3 separate regions of the Homo sapiens genome follow, and all the other regions are linked to region 2. The links are chromatin contacts, found by Hi-C or POLR2A ChIA-PET in ENCODE. All regions are on one chromosome and are shown on one strand. The core of a region is the stretch at or near the end of the contact, and the rest is flanking DNA. Distances in the headings are between cores, read along the strand shown. Region 1 overlaps CHRNA1 (cholinergic receptor nicotinic alpha 1 subunit). Region 2 holds the start of CDCA7 (cell division cycle associated 7). Region 3 holds the start of WIPF1 (WAS/WASL interacting protein family member 1).

Evidence for each region. Hi-C counts contacts between places; a loop is a spot of excess contacts on that map. ChIA-PET counts read pairs that join two places held with the same protein, here RNA polymerase II (POLR2A). Pooled maps may share reads with other maps.
Region 1: a map with no recorded cell type shows a loop between it and region 2 (14-fold over the local background). The contact joins the enhancer-like site here to the promoter of CDCA7 in region 2. A Hi-C loop is called at or near these places in 4 of 37 single-sample maps with no recorded cell type and 4 of 50 pooled maps. POLR2A ChIA-PET finds 5 or more read pairs at or near these places in 1 of 52 experiments (activated CD4-positive, alpha-beta T cell).
Region 3: a loop to region 2 is called in a map of OCI-LY7, with 6 times the contacts of the local background. The contact joins the promoter of WIPF1 here to the promoter of CDCA7 in region 2. A Hi-C loop is called at or near these places in 1 of 168 maps with a recorded cell type or tissue (OCI-LY7), 8 of 37 single-sample maps with no recorded cell type and 7 of 50 pooled maps. POLR2A ChIA-PET finds 5 or more read pairs at or near these places in 2 of 52 experiments (GM12878 and H1).

What each region holds. Positions count from the first base shown.
Region 1 is chr2:174,749,132-174,752,829 of GRCh38, forward strand. It overlaps CHRNA1 (cholinergic receptor nicotinic alpha 1 subunit), which reads right to left. Exons shown (of 9, transcript NM_000079.4): 7 at 815-1,038. Among named protein-coding and RNA genes, the nearest start is that of CHRNA1, 13 kb to the right of the region's middle. RefSeq lists an enhancer at 1,987-2,166 and a silencer at 3,514-3,583. Within about 2 kb of position 2,025, at least 3 of the 41 ENCODE cell types and tissues checked have a DNase peak (open chromatin) inside an H3K27ac peak, as active enhancers do.
Region 2 is chr2:173,353,188-173,356,846 of GRCh38, forward strand. It overlaps CDCA7 (cell division cycle associated 7), which reads left to right and starts at 1,685. Exons shown (of 10, transcript NM_031942.5): 1 at 1,685-1,797. The coding sequence starts at 1,777. RefSeq lists enhancers at 729-1,684, 987-1,076 and a silencer at 1,627-1,896.
Region 3 is chr2:174,596,054-174,599,743 of GRCh38, forward strand. WIPF1 (WAS/WASL interacting protein family member 1) reads right to left here and starts at 1,751. Exons shown (of 8, transcript NM_001375834.1): 1 at 1,548-1,751. RefSeq lists an enhancer at 1,774-1,953.

The sequences.
Region 1 (3,698 bases), core at 775-3,274, 1.4 Mb after region 2:
TGGAAAATGCCTTAGCAATGTGTCACCAGGATCAAATGGTTAAAGAAGGGGCCCCTCCACTTCAAATATATCCCACAAAACAGCTAGATTGTTTTCTTCTGTTTCCTGTTCCTGAAGAAACTGCAGTACAGGTATTGCCAGCAGTCATCTATCAGCCTTTACAGAAACAGGGACTCTTACTCTCCTCTTAAAAGAGTACATTGTGAGCAGTAGCTTCTTTTGTCAATTCCTGACAAATATTTTACATTCTGGACAAAAGATCCTGGACTTCAGTGTCTCTGTAAAGTTTTGTCAAAGAAAGACATATTTGAAATGTTAAATTTTTAAATTCAATAACGTAACTATTTCAGACCTAGTCCTTCACTAAAACTCACTTTTTGACCCTCTCTCATCAGGAACCCTCCCATCTCTAGCCCTCATTCTATTCATTCTATTCTCAACAGATGATTTCACCAGCAAAAAATAAGCCAGTCTGTTCACAGATTGGAAAACATACAAAAGAAATCGCGAGAATTTCACGGCATTTCAATAAAAAGCAGCCGTTTGTTCATCTTCTCTGATCAAAGAGATTCTTTAAACTTGAATTTGGAATGAGCTTTGTTAATTCTGTTTTTCTTTTCTCTCTGGGAAGGCTACAGGAGTTATTTATTCCTAAAAAGAGGCCAAAGAAAGTTCCTTCCAAAAATTCCCTAAAGCCCAAAGAGAACTTAGTTCCTAAATAGCCCCAAGTATTAGCTAGAAACCCACTGGCTCCTCGAAGGGGAGGCCTGTAGATGTGCCTCCGTGTGAAGTCTGCAGGGGCCTCCCCACTCACCTTCCGCACCCAGTTGGGCATGACATGGGTGCTGGGTGAGCGGTGGTGTGTGTTGATGACGATGACAGTGATGATGATGGAGGCAATGACGAACACCATGGTGAACAGCATGTATTTTCCAATCAAGGGCACAGCACTGGACGTGGAGGGGATCAGCTCCACGATGACCAGAAGGAACACAGTCAAAGACAGTAAGACAGAGATGCTCAGAGTCATCTTCTCCCCTGAAAAGACCAAAAAAAAAAAAAAAAATCCCACAACTACCCATCTGGGTTGGGCTGCAGTGTTCCTCCCACCCCACCATTTATATGTGGAAGTCCTGAGTCCTGGGACCTAAGAATGTGACTGTATTTGAAGACAGGGACTTTAAGGAGGTAATTAAATGAAAACGAGGTGATATGGGGTAGTGAGTAATCAAGTATGACTAGTGTCCTTATAAGGAGAGGAATTAGGACACAGATGCATAGACGGAAGGCCATGGGACACAGGAAGAAGATGGCCATTACAAACCGAGAGAGGCCTCACAAGAAACCAACTCTACTGGCACCTTGATCTTGGAATTCCAGTCTCCAGAACTGTGAGAAATTACATTTCTGTTATCTAAGCCTCACAGCCTATGGTGTTTTGTGTGGCAGCCCAAGCAAACTAATTCACCACTGAAACCCAAGGGTAAGAGGAATGTGACTGACATGTTCTCAAAGCATTATTCTGGGAAATCTCAAAGCATTTTTTTCTGCAGAATTTCCTATGTAACCACCATACCTTAACTTTTCTGACAGCAGCCAGTGGCAAGCATTTCCATTAGAGGCTGCCAAGCAGAAAACGGAACAATATTTCATCTCATGCTCCAGATTTCTGATTCTTGGTGGAACCCAGGGAACTGAAAGGAGTTCTGGGTGGACAAGCTGGACTCGGTGTGGCATTTCCCTTCTGCAGCAGGATGCATTAAACCTCATAAAACGGAACCACCCCTGGCCTATTTCTTACCCAGCAGATGAATGGGCAGCCCAGAAGTACACATATCTTTCTGTTATTGAGGGAGCAAGCTGTAAGACCAAAACCCAAGAAAAGGACAAAATCCGGAAGGCTAAGGAGTTCTCCTTGACGTCCTGAGTGATCTTCTGATACAGTGGTTTCACACCACTCGCTGTCTCATTTTCATATAAGAGGAAGTTTGTCTTCTCACTTATTTCTTGTTTTGTTTTTTTTGCATACTAAGGGAGCAGGGATTTCCCCAGCCCCCACCTCTTTTCTGCAGGCCCTTTGATCTCAGGAGAGTTTTGGCTGGGCAAACTTGGCAGCAGGAAGGTCAGGGGCCGAATGGCACTGAGGTAGTTTTGTGAGGCTTGACCACCTTAGGTGCAGCAGAGAAGCTCTGGGAGGGACTTTCCCTGGGCTGGCCTTGCTGTTGGTGCTGCTGGAAACCCTTGTGTTACCCTGCTTTCAATGATGAAGCTGTCCCCTACTGGCTGCTTCCGGATGCTAGAATATATATAGAATATGTATGTATGTATACGATAAAGAGTGGAAACAAACAAGAAATTGTCAATTCTACCTGGTGGGTAGGAAAACCTTTCAAAGTGAAAAAGAATACAATTACAAATACAAAATATTTGTCCACTTATATAAAATTTGTTGATTAATAATAATGATAATAATAATAGCCAACATTTATCAAGCATAATTTTTGTGCTAAGTGCTTTTCTTTTTTCTTTCTTTCTTTTCTTTCTTTTTTTCTTCTTTTTTTTTTTGTGAGGGAGTCTCACTCTGTTGCCCAGGCTGGAGTTCAGTGGTGCCATCTCAGCTCACTGCAACCTCCGCCTCCAGGGTTCAAGCGATTCTCCTGCCTCAGCCTCCCAAGTAATTGGGATTACAGGCACGTGCCACCACACCTGGCTAATTTTTTGTATTTTTAATAGAGATGGGGTTTCACCATGTTGGCCAGGCTGGTCTCAAACTCCTGACCTCAAGTGATCCATCCGCCTTGGCCTCCGAAAGTGCTGGGATTACAGGTGTGAGCCACTGCATCTGGCCCCTAAGCACTTTTCAAGCACAAATCATTTAACGTTTATAGAGACTCTTGTTAGTTCCCATAATGCCCCGACAGTGTTTTTATTTTAAAAAGTTTCATTTGAGGGCCTGGTGCGGTGGATCATGCCTGTAATCCTAACACCCCGGGAGGCCAAGGCAGGGGGATCACTTGAGGCCAGGAGTCTGAGACTAGCCTGGGCAACATAGCAAGACTCCATCTCTATTTATTTATTTTTTTAATGTAAAAAAGTTTCATTTGATTAGAAAGTTGAAAGAATTGTGTTTGTGATTATTTGTTTAAAAACAAGTGCAGGGCAGGCACAGTGGCTCACACCTGTAATCCCAGCACTTTGGGAGGCCGAGGTAGGCAGATCTTTGAGCCCAGGAGTTCGAGACTGGCCTCGGCAACATGGTGCAACCCCGTTTCTACAAAAAATACAAAAATTAGCCGAGTGTGGTGGCACATGCCTGTAGTCCCAGCTACTCAGGAGGCTGAGGTGAAAGGGTCACTTGAGCTCAGGAGGTTGAGGCTGCAGTGAGCCGTGATCATGCCACTGTACTGCAGCCTGGGCAACAGAGTGAGACCCGGTCTCAAAACAAAAACAAAAATGAAACCCCAAATGCAGTCACTGGAACATGCACTCTGAGGGGTGAGGCACTTTCTGTCTTATTCTCTGCGGTCTATCTACCACATCATATTTGTTCAACAAATATTCACTGAATGAGTAAATGAATAATCTTTTTTCCTAGTTGGCAAGTTGGATTTAAGATTTTGTGGTTTTTTTTTTTTTAAAGTCATTTTGATAAAAATTGCTACCTGTCATAAGCTTGAGGTCTGTCTGTAGCATCTTTC
Region 2 (3,659 bases), core at 435-2,934:
ATAAAAATGGGCAACCAGCAGCCCTCGGGCTGCTCTATCTACGGTGTAGCCATTCTTTTATTCCTTTACTTTCTTAATAAACTTGCTTTTTCACTTTACGGACTTGCCCTGAATTCTTTCTTGTGCAAGATCCAAGAACCCTCTCTTGGGGTCTAGATCGGGACCCCTTTCCAGTGACACTTGTTTTAATTTGCATTTTCCTGATTACTAAAAAGACGAATAGACCAGAGATCTTATCCTTAAAAAACACATACACCAAATTATTTTCTTGTGCTCCCAGGAAGACTAAAAATTTCCCTATCAGAACCTTTCACAGGCAAAGTGACTTAATCTTCCCCTGCTTCATGGATCTAGTAATTCCAAATTTTCATATATTTAGCTTTAGTGGCACAAAATTATATTCCCAAATGTTTATTCATTCAACAAATACTTACTGAGGGCCCTGTAATTCCGTAATTTCACCACCCACCGATAGCCTCTCCTCCTGGCACTCACCTTCTAGACCTTGAGCTCTTTGTCCCTTGCACAGTGGCAGAGTGATTACTGGGTAGGTATATTTAAGAAAGGCTGGAAGACTCCTTCCAATCCATTGTCCTCGGGCATTATTTACTTGCTCACAGTTTTTGTATTCAGTACACCAAGAGAGGAACACAGTATGTCCATGCACTCTCTTACTGCAAAGGAATTAATTATTCCCCAGAGAAAAGTTTTGAAATGAGGGGGAAATGCGAATGTTTTCATTTCAAGCGCTTGTTTTAAATGTTAAGAGTATAATTAGTGTCTTCTAAAGAAACTAAATTTACTTTTTCTTGTAGAAGCAAGTTTTGCTCTTCACGCACACAAAAAGCCTCGCTTTATTTCATTTTTTCGTTGTAATGCCAAGTTTGGTTAAAAGGGCAATGAAAAGTTTTCTCGTTCGCACTGACTCAGGGTAGTTCTCAATTCTGAAGACAGAGAAGATCATCAAGCCACAATTGTTCAATCTTTAGTTTCAATCCCCAACAGATAATCGTTAAAGGTTAACTATACTATAGACGTCTTCATCAAGCTGCTGCGGCTTTTCTTCTACTTTGAAAACCACAAGTAAACAAGTCGGCTTCCTGTGCTTTTTGGAAAGAAAGATCAGGATTTAACTCATTTTATTGCTTCAGATAATGGTGTGGTTCCCAGATAAGAGGTGCTACATCCAGGGGCGGTGAACTCGATTATGAAGGGTGGAGTTCGTGCTGGATTCTATGATTTTTTAAATCTTGTAAACCGCACGCAGCAATGAAAGTGCTAAACGCCATGGTGCGTGACCCGCGCCACCCTCACGCTGCTCTCCTTTACCCCCCAGACTCCACTTTTCCTCCGCCACCACGAAAATTCTTGCAAATCAGACAGCTAACCCCGGGGCAATACGAACCATTTTCGCGCCACTCGCTCAGGACCGCGCAGCTGCACAAGGAGAGTGGTCCCCGTAGCCCCTAAAGCCCCCCTTTCTCAAAGGGGATTTTAGGAGTGCCCAAGGCTATCCTTTGAGGTCAGAATATATAGGGGGGTCGTGTTTTTTCCAGGGGGCCACCTAGTCTTGCGCCATGTCTGGCCGTTACCACAGCTTGCAGGACCTGTGTCCCAACGCGGGAAAGACAGCCCGAGCCCCGCCCCTCCGGGCCCGGGTCGGCGCGCCCAGCCTGCCAGCCGCGCTGCTGCTGCTCCTCCTGCTGTGGGACCGCTGACCGCGCGGCTGCTCCGCTCTCCCCGCTCCAAGCGCCGATCTGGGCACCCGCCACCAGCATGGACGCTCGCCGCGTGCCGGTGAGGGCTGGGCGGGCGAACCCGAGGGGCGGGCGCGGTGGGTGCTGGACGCAGGCGGGCGCGGGCCGACCCTCTCCAACTCCGCAGCCTAGCGCTGCCTTAACTGGTGGCCTGCCTAGGCGTTGCCCGCTTGGGCAAGCCCCTGATTTTGTGCACCTGGGATAACTGAGGGCCATGGGGACGTTCCTGCGTGGCGTGCGCACCCGAAGTGCGGGCGGCGTGGAGACTTGAGTCGTTTGCAGGATGGCTAGCAGCGCTGGAAAGCCCTAGGCACGTGCGTCCGCCAAAGGCCGGACAGCGGCCGGGAGCGCTGGCCGGTCCCGATTTTGCCTGCCAGGCAGAGCCAGCCTGCCTGCCCCCTGGGAGGTTGTCCCGCAGCGGCCCAGCCCTTTCCCGCACACAACTCGGAGCCAGTGCGTGGCTCGCCGCGTCTATACCCGCGCTCAGTGGGTGGCCCTTGGGCGCGCACCCCGCCCGGCAAGAGACGCGTCCGCTTCTAACCGCTGAGGGCCAGCGCGTCTGAGGTTTAAGGTCTTGCGAACCGGTCTCCTAGAACTTGGGCTGCGCACGCAGTGTGAAGCGACCGTAGTCCCGGGCGGTGGTTAAGTGCATTTAAAGGGCTTGGTGGGTCAAAGCGTTCGCCGACCATTTGCTCGTTTCCTACTTCCTCCACCCCAACCCCCAACCCCCCACCCCCCACCCCCCAGCCTTACTCTTAGCTGCAGGACGTTGCTCTGAGTGGAACGTTACTTTTTGCTCTAACGGAAGCCAGAACGTAGGGTCGGGCTCCTGGAGAGGGTAGAAGAGTGGGGGTTGGGTGAAACGGAAGACAATGACATGTTTAAAATAAATATCAGGGGTTAGGGACCCTCGCGGGGGTGGGTGCGATGGGGCGTGGTTTCAGAGCTGAGTCGCCGCCCCGGTGGAGCTGGGCATTGGCTTTCCGGATGAAGAAAACCATGTGTAGCTGGTCTTGGAACCTGACATGCCTGAGTTCAAATCTGAGCCACCATGGGACTTGAGTAATCCATTTCGCTTTCCTGAGCCTCAGTTTCCTCATTGGCTAAGTGAGAATAACGATAGCACCTTTGTTGCAAAGAATTAAACCTGACGTGAAAGTGTACTTAACATAGTGCCTGGCACGAAAAACGCCTACTATAAATGGTATTAGTTATTACTTACCTGCCAAAGAAGTTCATCTCCGTCTTGACTATTTGCCTTGCTGCTTTTTTGTGGCTTTTCCTCCAAAGATACGTTTGCCTGGTAAATAACTCTTGGCTTGTGCTGACTTGTTAAAGCTCAGCCTGTATTTCTCGGACAGCTTCCAATAGAATGCCGCCTTTGAGGCTGTCTGGGGCCTCTGACTGCTTGCAGGTAGATTGATGAGTAAAGGGTGGTAATTCCTGCAGTAATGCGATGAACACTGCTGCTTAAGAAGATGGCAGACTTGAGTTCTCCTTCCTGCCCCTGTGATCTTGCAGTCTATTACACCTTCCTGGGGCCTTGAATATCCTCATCTGGAAAATGGGATCTGAGATCCTTTTCAGCTCCCAACATTCATTGTGTCCCAGGCTGGAGTGCAGTGGCACAGTCACGGCTCACTGCAGCCTACCGGGCTCAAGCAGTCTTCCCACCTCAGCCTCCCAAGTAACTGGGATTACATGTACGCACCGCCACATCCGGCTGATTTTTGTGTTTTTAGTAGAGACGGGGTTTCACCATATTCCCCACGCTGGTCTCGAACTCGTGGGCTCAAGTGATCCTCCCACCTTGGCTTCCCAAAGCGCTGAGATTACAGGTGTGAGCCACCCCCCTACACATACACCTAACCTTTATATTTAGTAGCTCTACCTTTTACACGT
Region 3 (3,690 bases), core at 501-3,000, 1.2 Mb after region 2:
CCAGCCTACAGGCCAGATTTAGAATTTGATCAGATCTGAAGTTGCTGCTCGATCCCAGGAACTAATTTTCACCACAGGGAGTTCTCTGAATATTTCAGTCCACCCAGAGTATGTGTAACCCTTAAAAGGTTAGATATTAGAGTAGCTGAAGCGCTATGAGCAAATAGCCCATGAATAAACTTTTCAAAGAGCAATAGAAAACCTGACTTAGTGAAAAATGACTTTCAGGTAAGTCATTTAATGACCTTAGACTGATAAAAGGAAGAGTTTTGACATGATGATATTCCAGTACAGAAGAACAAAGCTTGATAAAGTTAACACATAGCACTGTAGTCCAAGTGAATTGTAAGAGTATGATTTCCACACAGATCAACCTCAAAACCTTTTCCCAGTTTCTCATCTTCCTTTCTCACTGTCCTGTCCTATTCTTTCCCCAGTCTTTCATCTTTCTCTCTACCAAGCTGTCTTACTTTGCTTAGTTAGAATCTTTCAGTAGCCTTTTCATTTACCACCTCTCCATTCTCTACTACATATACTAGTTATGCCATTAAATTATTTAAAATAACTTGTATGCCTGTAATCCCAGCACTTTGGGAGGCCGAGGCGGGCAGATCACTTGAGGTCAGGAGTTTGAGACCAGCCTGACCAACATGATGAAACCCTGTCTCTACTAAAAATACAAAAACAAAAAAAACAAAAAACTTGTACTTAGTGACTAAAGTTATATGTGCCTTCTGAGTTTTTTAAAGCTTTATTTTATATTTCTTCACGGGGAGAAAGGAACATAAGTCAAATTGTTTCTTCCTACATATTCTAGAAAAAAGTTTTTTAATGTAAAAAGTTTCCTTAGTTCTGCTCTATAAGCCTCTGAGTAGATGGCTTGAAATTTTAAAAATCACAATATTTTATGCCAAAACATTAATCATATTAAACATAAAGTTATAACTAATGCTGTAGAATTTGATTTGCGATAGTAATTGTGCACACACTGTTATAACAGGAATAGACTTATTCTAAAAGACAAATCGTATTATAAAAGACTCTGCTTAGAAATGGTTTAGTTTGAGTTTTGAACTTAAATAGCACATTGGCAGCAACAGAACTGCAACAGCTTAGTTCCATGGTATTTTCGTTTGAAGCTTCCAATGGCTCCTTGTACTTTAAAGCACTTATTGTTGCTGGCCACACCAAAGATTCAAAGGCAGTTGTGTGGACAACTGTATCATACACCAAAAGGATATATTTACCGACATAAGCCCCCAATTTAAATGGGAAAATAAATTCCTGTGGATCCAAACTTGTCCAGTGGTCAAAAAAATTCTATTGAAAATCTTGCTTACATTTTGGCTCAAAGCATAAGTTATGAATCATTCACAATCACCATAGTGGTGAAACTAGCATTCTGGGCAACAGGAATAGCTCACATGGTGCTCTACAGAAAAATTAAACAACTTTATCTTGACATACTATGGTCCATTAAAAGCCATTTAGTTCTTCCCTGTAGCTGATAAATGAAATAAACTTAGTTTGAATATAATTTTTCTTACCGTTAAAGGGTACTGCAGGGAGCCATGGTCAGGGACACAGGCAGACAGAGGGCCAGCGGGACAGGAGCCAAGAGAGAAAACTGTCCCTGAAAAAGGTATCATCTTCTAACGCAAGTGTGGGGTCGTTTTTGGACAGCCATTTTGGACAAGCTCTGGCCTCTTGTTAAATGTGACATACTGAGTCAGAGGCAGACGTCCTTCTGTGGTTATTCGCTTCCTGTCTGATTAATTTGTTGTTTGTTGTTCCTTCCTCCTTTGCTGCAGAAAAAGAAACTAGATTGGTTTTGCTTAAGAAGCAAGCAAGAAAAAAAACCTAAATTAAAAAAAATTAAATGTTTCTCCTCCCCACAAGGTGTAATACACAGCTATTTGGTACAGTGACAAGAGGAGATGAGCACCTCCACTCAGTGAAGAGTCCAACTTTATTCTAGATATTCCCACAAAAATAACTGTTCATGGAACTTGAGATTCCTTTAGGAAAATTATATTTGAAAGTATCACTGTAAATACTGACTATTCCATTGAGTAATAGGGAAAAGAGTCACTCAAGAAAGAAAAGCTCTTACCTACCTTACCTTATCGCTTCATTAGGCTAAGGGCTTCTTCTCATTTACAGGGCATTCAAGTGTGTGGGGAGAAAGTTACAAATGCAGGTAAAGAGAGCAGGTCAGGTGTATGAAGGCAAATGAGGTTCTTTTTTTGGTTTTGTTTTATTTATTTCTTTTTTTTTAGAGAGACAGTCTTGCTGTCACTTAGGCTGGAGTGCAGTGGCGTAATCATAGCTCCCTGTGGCCCTGACCTCCTGGGTTCGAGCAATCCTCCAGCCTCAGCCTCCTGAGTAGCTGAGACTACAGGCATATGCCACTGCACCTGGCTAATTTATTTTATTTTTATATTTGGTAGAGATGGGATCTTGCTTTGTTGCCCAGCCTGGTCTTGCACTCCTAGCTTCAAAGTGATCCTTCCATCTTAGCTTCCCAGATTGCTGGGATTACAGGCTTGAGCTACCATACTTGGCAGCAAATGAGTTTTGAAACGTGATTTTGGTGCCCAAGTCAGGGTAATAATATACAGCTTAAGTCAGCTGCAGATCCATAGCTTTCTATGCCAAATGTTTCTGTCCCCCACACTTAATGGGATAACAGTAACTCTCCTAGAAGATGCTTGACAAAAGCATAGAGATAAAGAGGGTGGAAGGAAGAAAGTCAGATTTCTCATTATTAAAGAACTCAAGAGGTGGATGGCAATGGAATACATGTAGAAAACATTTTATCAAAACCTTGAGTTATGTATAGAACGATCTGAAAATGCTCATAATTTTTTCTTAACCCATCTTAAAGGTTCAGACTTACATATGCAACACATAGTATATAACTCTGAGAAAACAGTAACAGTCAAAGAATTTAAAAGAGAGGCATATTTCAGAAACTAGCTTCATTGTAAAATCTGAATGTTGGGTCCTGATTCTGCTAGGATCAGAGGCCAGAGGCATGAAAAGAACGTATGTTGTCTAACATTGCCTTACCTGTAAAGTGATGGAACTGGGCTAGATGAGTAATTTTCAACTCAGGTAGCTGTTGGGGGTGGTGAGCAGTGAGTGGGAATGGTGGGGGCAGGGGCCTGTAGCATTCAGTGGGTGGGGCCAGGAATGGGAAATTTCCTATGGTGCTTATGACAGTCCCACCCAAAATACCAGAAGTGCTCCTACTGGGGAGTACTGGGACAGATGATGTCTAAGGATCTTTTAAACTCAAAATTCCCTGAGATAGGAGTCTAATTGCATGAGCAGATTCATGATGCCAGGCCATGGGCACAGTTCCTGGAGTGGAGTACCCAAGAATAAGTGACTGAGAGTCCTCTGCTTTGCCTGGAGCCCCTTGAAGGCAGGGACCGCCTCTTGTCTAACTCTGGCCTGGTGTCCACCCGTGACTTAGGTCACAAATAAATACCTGCAGGCATGGGGCTGGACAGAGGTGGAGGCCTACAGCTATCAGCCACTTCCCGCGATACAAACCCTCAGGAAAACAGAAAACTTGATCAACTATTAAGTAAATGCCTGAGTGAATCTTTGGGGAAGTCTAATTATAGTTGGGTCTAAAAAGAGAACATGGGCGATATGACAATTTCTCTACGTATTTTCAGA